Linked DNA regions of Homo sapiens: region 1 is linked to region 2. The links are chromatin loops, found by intact Hi-C in ENCODE. Cell type or tissue: mammary epithelial cell. All regions are shown on one strand. Links, peaks and the distances in the headings refer to the core of each region. The heading gives the core; the rest is flanking DNA.

Region 1 (5,378 bases), core at 142-5,141, 61 kb after region 2:
AAGTGGACAAAGGACATGAAAAGACACTTTTCAAAAGAAGACATAACATGTGGCCAAAAAGCATATGGAAAAAAAAGCTCGACATCACTGATCATTAGAGAAATGCAAATCAAAACCACAATGAGATACCATTTCACACCAGTCTGAATGGCTGGTATTAAAAAGTCGAAAAATAACAGATGCTGGGAAGGTTGTAGAGAAAAACACCTATACACTGTTGGGAGTGTAAATTAGTTCAACCGTTACAGAAAACAGTGTGGCAATTCCTTAAAGACCTAAAGACAGAACTACCATTCAACCCAGAAATCCCATTACTGGGTATATACCCAAAGGAATGTAAGTTACTCTATCATAAAGACACATACATGCATATGTTCATTCCAGCACTATTCACAATAGCAAAGAGATGGAATCAACCTAAATGCCCATCAATGATAGACTGGATAAAGAATGTGGTACATAAACACAATGGAATACTATGTAGCCATTCAAAAGAATGAAATCACGTCCTTTGCAGGGACATGGATGGAATTGGAGGTCATTATCCTTAGCAGACTAATGCAGGAACAGAAAACCAAATACTACATGTTCTCATTTATAAGTGGAAGCTAAATGATGAGAACACATGGATATATAGAGGGGAACAATGAACACTGGGGTCTATCAGAGGGTTGAGGGTGGGGATAGGGAGAGGATCAAGAAAAATAACTAATGGGTACTAGCCTTAATACCTGGGTGATGAAATAATCTACACAACAAACCCCATGATACACGTTTACCTATGTAACAATCCTTCACGTGTACCCCGATCTTAAAATAAATGTTAAAAAAAGAAACCTTTCTTCTTTTCTAATATAGGCATTTAGTGTTATAAATTTCTCTCTAAGCACAGCTTAGCCCCACTCCACAAACTTTAATGTACCACATTTTCATTTTCACTCAGTTGAAATATATTCTAATTTTTCTTTGTATTTCTTTTTTAATCCATGCATGTATCATTTAGCCAAATATTTTGTAATTTTCCAACTACTGGGAGATTTTTTGGATACTTTTCTGTTATTTATTCCTAATTTAATTCCATTGTGGTCAGAGAACATACTTTTTAAGGTTTAGAAGATTTTCTTTCTTTCCCAAGGTGAAGGAGAGACCCCTGCCATGGGACTCTCCCTGATAGCCCTCGTGGGCCTGTACTACCTTCTGCGCTGGTAGTGGGAGAGACAGGTGGTGAGCCTCCCTTGAGATAACTGCTTCATCATGGGCTGTGACTCGGGCTTCGGGAATCTGCTGGCAAGACAGCTGGATACGCAAAGCTTGAGGGTGCTGGCTATGTGTCTGATGGAGAAGGAGGCAGAGCAGCTGAGGGGCCAGACTTCAGACAGGCTGGAGACGGTGACCCTGGACATCACCAAGACAGAGAATATCGCTGCAGCCACCCAGGGAGTGAAGGATGCATGGGGGACAGAGTACAGTGCAGGGGATGGATGGCGGGGGCAGTGGGGGAGTCTGTCCTTCAGACAAATTGCTTTGTCCTCAATGTCTCTGGTTAGCCAGATAATGTTCCAGGTACAAAATATTAGGGGTTAGCTTAGGCATATACTGGGGATGTGTTTTCATTGCTGACAGATACATTATGAATGATGACTGTTCTTAGGACTGACAAATACAAGCATTTTTATGAGAACAGTGAATGAATGCTTGGAATCAAGATTGCTCTGAAATATTCAGGTTGTGTGGTACGTGTATATATCTGGGTAGAAGGAGGGAATGAATGAAAGATAGGGAGGTATAGATAATAAAGGTATAGAAACTGGTATAGAAAGCAAACTGCAAGAACAGTGGCCCTCAAAAATCCAGGGCATGAAAATGCTAACTTAGTAAATAAGAGGTGCTTATTCTTTTTCACTCTTATTTGGAGAAACTTACTTCACAAAAGGATTCTTAGCTGCATCCTTTAAAGCAGGAGGTAATTACACTGTCTACATTTTATTTTGCCTTACTGAGGGTGGATCACTTGTGTAAATCAGTGTTTTCCAAGCTTACTTAATCATAAGATGAGAAAGACCTGATTAATCGAGGGGGATTCTTAATAAGTTTTATTATTCAAAAAGTACCCCTAGCTGAGTCTTAGTATGAGGCAATCAAATCACATCTATATTCTGATCACTAAGGCATGGTCTGTGTTTTTCTAGGTGTTGTTTTCCTACCATCAGTTGTAAGCTAGAGTTTTTGAAGCAGCCCAGGGAATTGGCAGAAACTTTGTGAGCCTAACCAAAGACTGTAAGACAAGAGCCAAATTTCAATGATTGCTGGAGAAACTCCAAAGCAGGCCATTTGGGGCCCTCTGGTGGCTGGGGGGTACACCGAGCAGGACAGCAGGACCAGCTGCAGCTGAGTTCCAACATGCCATTTTACACATTCCCTTGACTTATCATGGCAGATCTTGACTCTCATCCTTGCATCAATGTGGCACAGGCCTCAGGGCCAGCTGGCATCCTACACAAGTCCTCTGAGGGGTGAGGGACAGAAAACCCCACAGGGAGAGGCTGAAGCCAAAAGGTCTCCTAATCAGCCTGAGGCACCAGGAATAAACTTAAGGTCCAACAAAGTCAGGTCTTTTGTCCTATTGCCATGAGGAAGACTGCATACCAGGGGACTCATGGGTTGTCTGATCAAAGGAAAAGAGAATTATTATAGGATATGGAGATGAAGCAATTTCTTGATAGACTCCAAGCAAAGCAGGGCTCTGTGAAAAGAGATCAACTCCAGGTCTGGATTACAAAATGGTCCCAAGGTCTTGTTTCATTAGAAAGCACAGTTTAGATGTGAAATGTTTCCAGCAACCCCTATCTAAAGTTCTGCACCTGGGTTATATAATGAGGCTGCTTCTGTGTCAAAGTGACTCAGGCAAGGGTGGGATATTCATTTTTATGATATAATTTTTTTAGACATGAGGTTTTGCTTTATTCCCCAAACTGGTCTCAAACTTCTTGCCTCAAGCCATCCTCCCACCTTGGCCTCCCAAAGTGCTGGGATTATAGATGTGAGTCACCATACCTGGCCTCTTACAATAGAATTTTAAACACTGAAGTGTTTGATAGTCTTTGCTTTTACAGAACAAGATTTCTCAGTGAGTAAAAAGTCTATAGTCACTCAAAGAAAGAGGTCGTTAAGACACTTTACAGTTGCAGCATGTCCTTCAAAAAACCCTTTGGCCAGCCAGAAAGATACTTTCTCTGTTCAAATTAATATTTACTTTCTCAAGGATCAGGGCAGGGCATTGAGAGGGGTGAGTGCAGGAGAGGGAGGTTGGTGAGCAGCACAAGGACTTGCCTTCTTTAGAATTCAATCTGTAGTTATCTTGCATTTCCCTCCTGCACATATCCCTTCTGCTCCAAATTTTGAAAGGAAATAGGGAATTAATATTCTCTCCCTGACCCTGGAGTCCTCCCGTCCCCGGGGCCTTGGGTCCAGGCATGACCAAAGGAAGTGAATATTTTAGCCCTGGGACTATTTCTGTTTGAGGAAAGTAAAATGTCTTCCTTTTGAGATTTGAGCAAGCAAAGCCTTCTTACAGCTCTTGACAGCAGCATAGATTTGTGGTTAAAACTCACAAGGAAACCGCTTAATCTGTTTTTCTTAGGTTTCTGATTTACTTGGCAACAAACTAAGGCCAAAAAAAGGCCGGGAAAATGGAATCCCTTCTGTCTTTGCTCCCGCCTGGCTAGCTTTCTACCCACGTGGATTACCCCCCTGGCATGCTCAAACAGCTGAAGATTCTAATGCCTCATAAATAAAACTGTGTGATAGTTTTTAATAAACAAAAACAAAATCTTTTTAAAATGTGGCTATCACTAGTTCACTGAAAATTACTTGGCTACCATTAATTTGTTTTAACATAATTACTTATCACTTTTCATCTTGCAGGATCAGGAATTTGTTTCAGGTAATGATAACTAATCTATAATTTATTTTTAAATGCCATAATGTTTAGGAACAAATTTAATCAACTAATGAGGTTGATATATTCTAATTACACTCAAATCAGTGTTTTTTATTTTGCTATTGTCCTTATAATCTGGAGAAAATAATGTTTGAGAACCAAAAGAAATTTTGTGGATCCTTGAAAATTTCCTAGACACAGAGCCTACAGTAAAGTGGCCATGCTAGAAATGCTTCTTTATTTCTCTCCTCTTCCTCTCCCTTTTATAGGAATAAAACTCAGACGAAAAAGGACCTCTGCTATCTCAGATATAAATCTGACTAACTGACTAAAGATTGAAGAGTTTCACAAAGTCATAACCCTCCTTGTTTTCAGAAATAATCCCATTACACCTTGAGGACCTAAATCCCAACTTGCTGGTACTGGCAGCTTCCTAGGTTCACCTTGCCCAACTTTTTCCTCCTCTCTGAACCTAACCCTCTTTTTAAAGGCAATTCCCTCCTTGAACACCTCCATGATGATTCTGTTACAGTAGGTAGCTAGTCAGAGGTGAGCAGGGCAGGAGAGGGCCACTCTCAGCCCCCACCACCAGGAATGTCAGGCAATAATCAGGTGATGGTCAGGCAGTTGTTGCATTGTCTCTAAAAAATAATTGGTCACAGCCAGCACCAGCGAAAGCAACCTCCCAATAGATAGAAACACCCAAACCTAGTAATTAGCAGCTTCCCAATAAGATCTCAGGATTAGGCAAGTAGGCTCAAGAATGCACCCTAAGAGGCAAAATGGCAGACAACCTTCCTCTAGGAACACTGGACTGGTAAGGGAAAAACACCTCATATGAGCGTGCCTACAACTCCAGCAAACACGCTGCACATGTGGCCTCTCCCAAGTGCTAGCAGTCCACTGTGTATGCAGAGAGCCCATCCCAAGGGAAGAATCAGGAGAGAAGGACAGCAAGATCCCAGAGGTATGCCAACATATAAAACCCCAGTCAAACCATGTGCTTGATCTCTCAGGTCGATGATTGGCCCTCTTCCAAGCGTACTTTACTTCCTTTCATTCGTGCTCTAAAGCTTTGTAATAAACTTTCACTCCTGCTCTAAGACTTGCCTCAGTCTCTCCCTCTGCCTTATGCCCCTCAGTCAAATTCTTTCCTCTGAGGAGGCAAGAATTGAGGTTGCTGCAGACCCATATGGATTCACTGCCAGTAACATAAGTTGTTGCCGTGACTCAGATATGCTCTGCTGCTAACATACTTTGGTGCCACGTGACTCATGTCATTTCCTGGTGGTAAGACACCTCTATGCCTCTCCTTCTTTGGCTTGAAGCATTCAATCCCCGTACGTGGTTTCCTTTTTCCCTTTTGCTCTCCTGCTTACTAACAAACCCCCAGAATGATTCCTCTCAGCCACAAGTGGCTCTGCTCCCCCTAGTTGAT
Region 2 (5,378 bases), core at 148-5,147:
GAAGCTGTGGGACCAGGTCTTCCTCAAACAAGGGGGAGAAAGGGAATCCCAGGAATTGACCTAATAAGGTGCTTCCCAAAAGGAAAAAAAACTAACCCCTCACATAGAAAAGCTCCCTGTATTCATAGGACTATGTTGGCTCCTGACATTGTAGAGGAATGAAACCTGAGATGCCCCTCACGGTCATGTCAAGAGAGAAGTGGGGCCTAGATTGGAAAGGAGAACTGAAAGTCCTGCTCCAGAGTCCAGAAGGAGGTCCACCCTCCTTCCCTTGACCCCCAGAGTCATCTGGGTCTCCAGGGTGGCAATGGCAGTCTGAACCACTGGAGCCAGTGACAGGAGCCCCAGGACCCATCAGTCCTGCTGGACCATTTGGGAGACCATCCTTGGACCTGGTGACTGGTGTTTAAAGGAACAGTCCACCCTCCCATGATCCCCATCACAAACAGGACAGGATTGAGGTGGCCTCCCCCTGCTGTCCAGACAGTCCCTCCTAAAGTGCCTGGGCCTGCCACATTTGCAGCAGTCAACAGATGTATCTCAGGGACTCTGGGGTCCATGAGCCCACAAGGCAGTTATTAGAACCTCTGCCTTTTTCCTGTACCTCCCCTCACTTTTCTGGACTTCCTCCTGGTTCCCACTGCAAAGACCAAGGTGGCTACTCCCAGGAGGCCCTCCAAAGTACCGTCTGGTCCAACAGCTCATTTCCACAGTCCCCTCCTAATATCAAGGGCTGCCTCTGTGATAAACTCATCCCCTAGGACCAGTTGTCTCTTGACTGAATCAGGAGACAGAGAGATATGCTTTAACAAGTCCCCTCCCAACACTCCAAGGGACTCCCACCCAATCTCTGGTCTACCATGGATAGCCCAGTGAAATCAAGAGGCCTGGTTCCAGTCCCTCACAAGCACTCCAGTATGCACACCTGAAAGTGTTTTCTCCTCCATTCTCTCATTTCATCATTGAGATACCATTTAGGATCCTACAATGGCACTGCTATTCTTTCAATCAGATAAGGCTCCTCCCCCTTCCTGACCCTATATAAAAGATAAAGTTCATCCCCAAAATTCTCTGCTGCTTGCAGCATGGCTGGCTTTTCAGTGGTGGTCAGGCTTTGATTCAGAAGTAACATGACATCCCTCCTGGAGAGCTCAAATACTTGGGTTAAGTTCTGGAAAGCCTCTATATGCCTGTCAGCACCATCAGAAAACTTGCCAAGATCCCCCTTAATTTACCTTAAGTCCTGTAGAGAAAAGGGGACCTTGAACTTAATGGGGCCATATCCACCAGGCATCTGTTGTAGGGACAGGAGTGAGACAAAGACCTGCCTAGAGCAAGGATTTCTAGGCTGGGGCAAGCTTGAGAGAGAACCTGGATAGAGAGGAGGGGAGGAGGTGATTCCCCCGATGGAGGCACCTCTGGAGTTACCTCTGGAGTTTTCTTCCCTATTTCCCTGGGATTGCTCATTGTAGCCTCTCCTGAGACAACTGCTAGGAGGGCTGAATCAATCCTGCAACATTGGCAAAGGTTCAGGTTATCCTGCAAGGCAAAGAAGGCCTGAACATATGGGACCTCAGACCATTTGCCCTTGCATTTACAGAAAAAGTCCAGCTGCAGGATAGTATTGAAATTAACACTTCCTTCCTGAGGCCATACTTCTTTTCTGTGCCTCAAGATGCTTGGCACTAAGTTTTCAAACAAGGAAATGACAAGAACATTTTCACCACAAATTTATGTACAGATACCAAGGCCCACTTTGCTTCATCTGTGCTACTCTTAATCTTCCATTTTATACTTTTGATGACTAAGCCAAATGCTCATTCTACCCAGTACTATTATCTCTGTGGTTTGCAACATCTTTAACATTTAACATTGTATATAAAGAAGAGATAGGAAACATGACAGCCATGAAAGAAAGAAAGAACAATAGGAAAGACTGGAGGTCCTAGTTCTAACACTCTAATGGGTGGTCAGGGACCAGAATTAGTCCAGGGGTCTTTGGATAACACCAAGGTGTAGCCTCAGCCAGATACCCTCAGTTTCCCCAGGGCCTCCTTCCAGTCCCATGTGACAGCTAGACCTCTATAAAGGAAAACTAGGTTGGAACAAAGCCAACATTCCCAATATCCAAGGGTAAAAGGGGATTGACTGTCCTCCCCAGCAAGCCTGTCCTCTGTGTCTTAAGTTCAACAGCCATGCTAGTCACATTTAACTGGTTGACAGAGGCCCAGTATTTTCTTTCATCTTGGCTATTGTGGAATTTAGAGACTCTGAAAAAAGGACAGAAAGAGCAGGTCCACTTTTACTCACCCTTCTGCAGATCCTGGACAAGCCCCCATAATGTGACAGAATCTTTGGGGTGTCACTTTTCTGGCCAGAAACCTGTGGCCAGTGGCACCTTTGTCCAAGTTTTGCTCAGGCCTGCTGGACTCATTCTGCCCACTTGACCTGGAAGACTACACTCAGCTCATGCTACCAGCCTGGATCCCACGCCTTCAAGGGAAACTGTGAGTCATGCACGGAGTGGTGAGTGATGTGTGAGTGAGCGAGGGTTCTGGCCACTGTGCAGTCAGACATACTGGCTGCTGCCACAGGGTGGGGAGCTCCAGGTGCTGCATGGGCACCAGCTCTCTGCAAAGCTGCAGCTGGACCAGGCACACTGCAAGCAGCTTCCTCGCTGGCACTGGAGAATGTGGTAGCACCTGGAAGCTTGGAGACGCAAGGAACTACAGGGTCCCAAAGAGGGAGTCACAGCCCTGGCTCAGGGAGCTCTCAGGTCTGGGCTCCCTGAAGGGCCACAGCTCTTCTCTCCTTCTCTTTGCCCACCATATGCCAAGCAAGGGGCATGTCTCAGCCTTGTTTGTGTTACAGATCTTTTAGCCTTGCCATTCAATGGGTCCCAAGTTCTTGTCCTGCAACCAGGAAGAATGAGGTACACAGACAAGTGGAGGGTGAGCCAGATAAAGAGGAGCTTTATTGAAAGATAGAACAGCTCAGAGGAAACCCACAGGGGACAGCTCCTTTTTGCAGCCAGGGTGTCCTGATGAGTTTTCTGCTCCTAGCAGAGAGGGTAACCCCTCTCTGCACTGCTCATCCCAACAAGTGTTCAGCTATCAGCAGAGATGGTAACTCCTCTCTGCAGCTGGTCATCCCATTGTGTGCTCTGCCTCAGGCCAAGCCCAGGGCTTTTGTGGGCCTCAGAGGGGAGAAAGTGCACACTGATTCATTCATATGTGGCCATGGGCAGGCCCAGAAAAGGCACCATAAGTTCCCACTCCGGTCTGCATGACTGGCAGCCCATGGGGCACAGGAAATGCGGGTCACATGGGTCCCCCCCACCACCACTGCTGCTCCTGCAGCCACTCCTGCCACTACTTCTTGCACTTCCCCACTGTAGCTGGCACAGTGGCAGTGGCTGCTCCAGATAGCCCGCTGCTGCCATCACTAGGTGCCCATCAATGGTGGATTGTGTAAAGAAAATGTGGTACATATACACTGTGGAATACTACACAGCCATAAAAGAGAATGAAATCATATCCTTTGCAGCAACATGGATAGAGCTGGAGGCCATTATCCTAAGTGAATTAACACAAAACAGAAAATCAAATACTGCATGTTCTCACTTATAAGTGGGAGCTAAACATTGGATACTTATGAAGTATGTCAACAATAGTGCCTGGGGACTAATAGGGGACTAATACAGTGGGGAGGGAGAGAGTGGGACAATACTTGAAAAAGTAAATGTTGGGTCTCACTTCCCGGGTGACAGGTTCAATCATACCCCAAACCTCAGCATAAGCATCATGCCATATACCCATGTATCAAACTGCACATGTACCCCCTGAATCTAAAATAAAAGTCAAAATGATTCTTACAATAAATAAATAAATAAATATTTTTAAAAGAAAAGGAGAAAACTGTAGGCCATCTTCTGCCAGCAACCAAGCAAATAGTTTTGACTTTTGATTCATAATAACTGATTGTGAACCTCAAACAGGGCCCTGATCTGTAAAATTTCATTTTTGTTATACCTAACTAAAACAGAGTTGAGAAGCCAGGAAGAAAAAGCACTCTGGACACACATAACATTGCTCCAAAAAATGTAATTATCTGCCAACCTGGCTGCTGAAACTGCCTGATGTAACCCGAAGCCAGTTTTATCTATTAGTTGCTGAAATGACCTACTGCAATTTGAAGATTAATTTTACACCCAGCCCCCACCCACCATCATTCACCAATCAAAAGTTTCCAGCTCACCAGAACATTTACCAGGTGCCCATGAACTTTTTCAAGGAGCAATACATAGCATTTCTGTTTTTTATAAAACCTCCAACTTTCTCTTTGGCCTTCAGACATACTGAAGACCATCCAGTCTGTATGTATGCCCAGAATTGCAATCCTTTCTCCCACACCAAAAAATTATATTTAGAGATTTGTCTCTACATTTTTATTTTAAGTTTGACAGATCCGTGAAGGAAAAGTCCCTCAAAGCTGGTTGGTTTTATCCCAAGAAAGCCAGCTTCCTAAGGTCTTATTCCTTGATGGCTGCTTCTCCCTAGCAGGTTAGGCTTCCCCATTGTCTCATCTTCCCTGCTGCATCTTACATACTTGAATATGCACACAGATACATTGAAAATTTGCTTTCTAGAACAATCCAACTCCAGCTTCAGTAAGACCAGTAACCTATATCTGAGGTACCCCAATGAAGGCCTTGCTGAAGATACTCTCCTCCAAGTGCCAAAAATCAAGGGAAATAGCTTATTCATTTATTCAACTGATTTGTGTTGGGGCACCTACTGTAAGTGAGCACTGTGCTAGGGCCTGGGGATATGATCGTGAACATGCCACAGTTCTCACCCTAGAGCAACTTTCAGTGTCAAGAAGTAGACACAAATAAATAAGAATTTATAATAACATATGATATGCATAATGGCAAGAGAAGAATAGGCTGTCATAGGAACTCATACAAGGCAGAGGCAATTAGTCTAGGCTTGGGAGGTCAGAGAAGATTTCTTGGAAGAAGTAATGTCTGCACTGAGAGTAAGGAATGAGTCAGAACTAGGCAGGCAGCTAACTGGCCTACACTGTGCATTATTCACAAATGTTCAAGACCAGGCAAGTTTAACTCAACCTCTCACCCACTCACCTTACTTCTAGGTCACCTTCTCTACTTTGTCTCCTTGCCTCACCCTACCTATGTAATTTGGCATTTTATCTTCCAGGAATTCCAGCTCATATTGACATTTATTTTAGCCAGATAGGTTTACAAAGGTAAATGTGTAGCAATAAAAGGGATCCTTGGCCTGGCAATTGAGAAACAAAATCCCCAAATTCCTGGAAGCTTCTGAGCATGAGGTGCCAAGCCAATTGGCTGGGCT

The links. Peaks named below come from ENCODE experiments on the same cell type or tissue, not always from the same donor. Only the 100,000 strongest peaks of a DNase experiment are listed, where the experiment ranks them.
Region 1: a loop joins it to region 2, with 7 times the contacts of the local background. A loop is called at or near these places in 2 of 110 quality-filtered maps.

Annotation. Positions count from the first base shown.
Region 1 is chr12:56,837,053-56,842,430 of GRCh38, reverse strand. No RefSeq gene overlaps it. Among named protein-coding and RNA genes, the nearest start is that of HSD17B6, 76 kb to the right of the region's middle. In mammary epithelial cell, for the core only: a CTCF peak has its summit at 2,345 (motif pointing left); a DNase peak (open chromatin) is centred at 2,330.
Region 2 is chr12:56,897,948-56,903,325 of GRCh38, reverse strand. No RefSeq gene overlaps it. Among named protein-coding and RNA genes, the nearest start is that of SDR9C7, 34 kb to the left of the region's middle. In mammary epithelial cell, for the core only: a CTCF peak has its summit at 2,600; DNase peaks (open chromatin) are centred at 2,515 and 5,075; H3K27ac peaks cover 1,293 bases.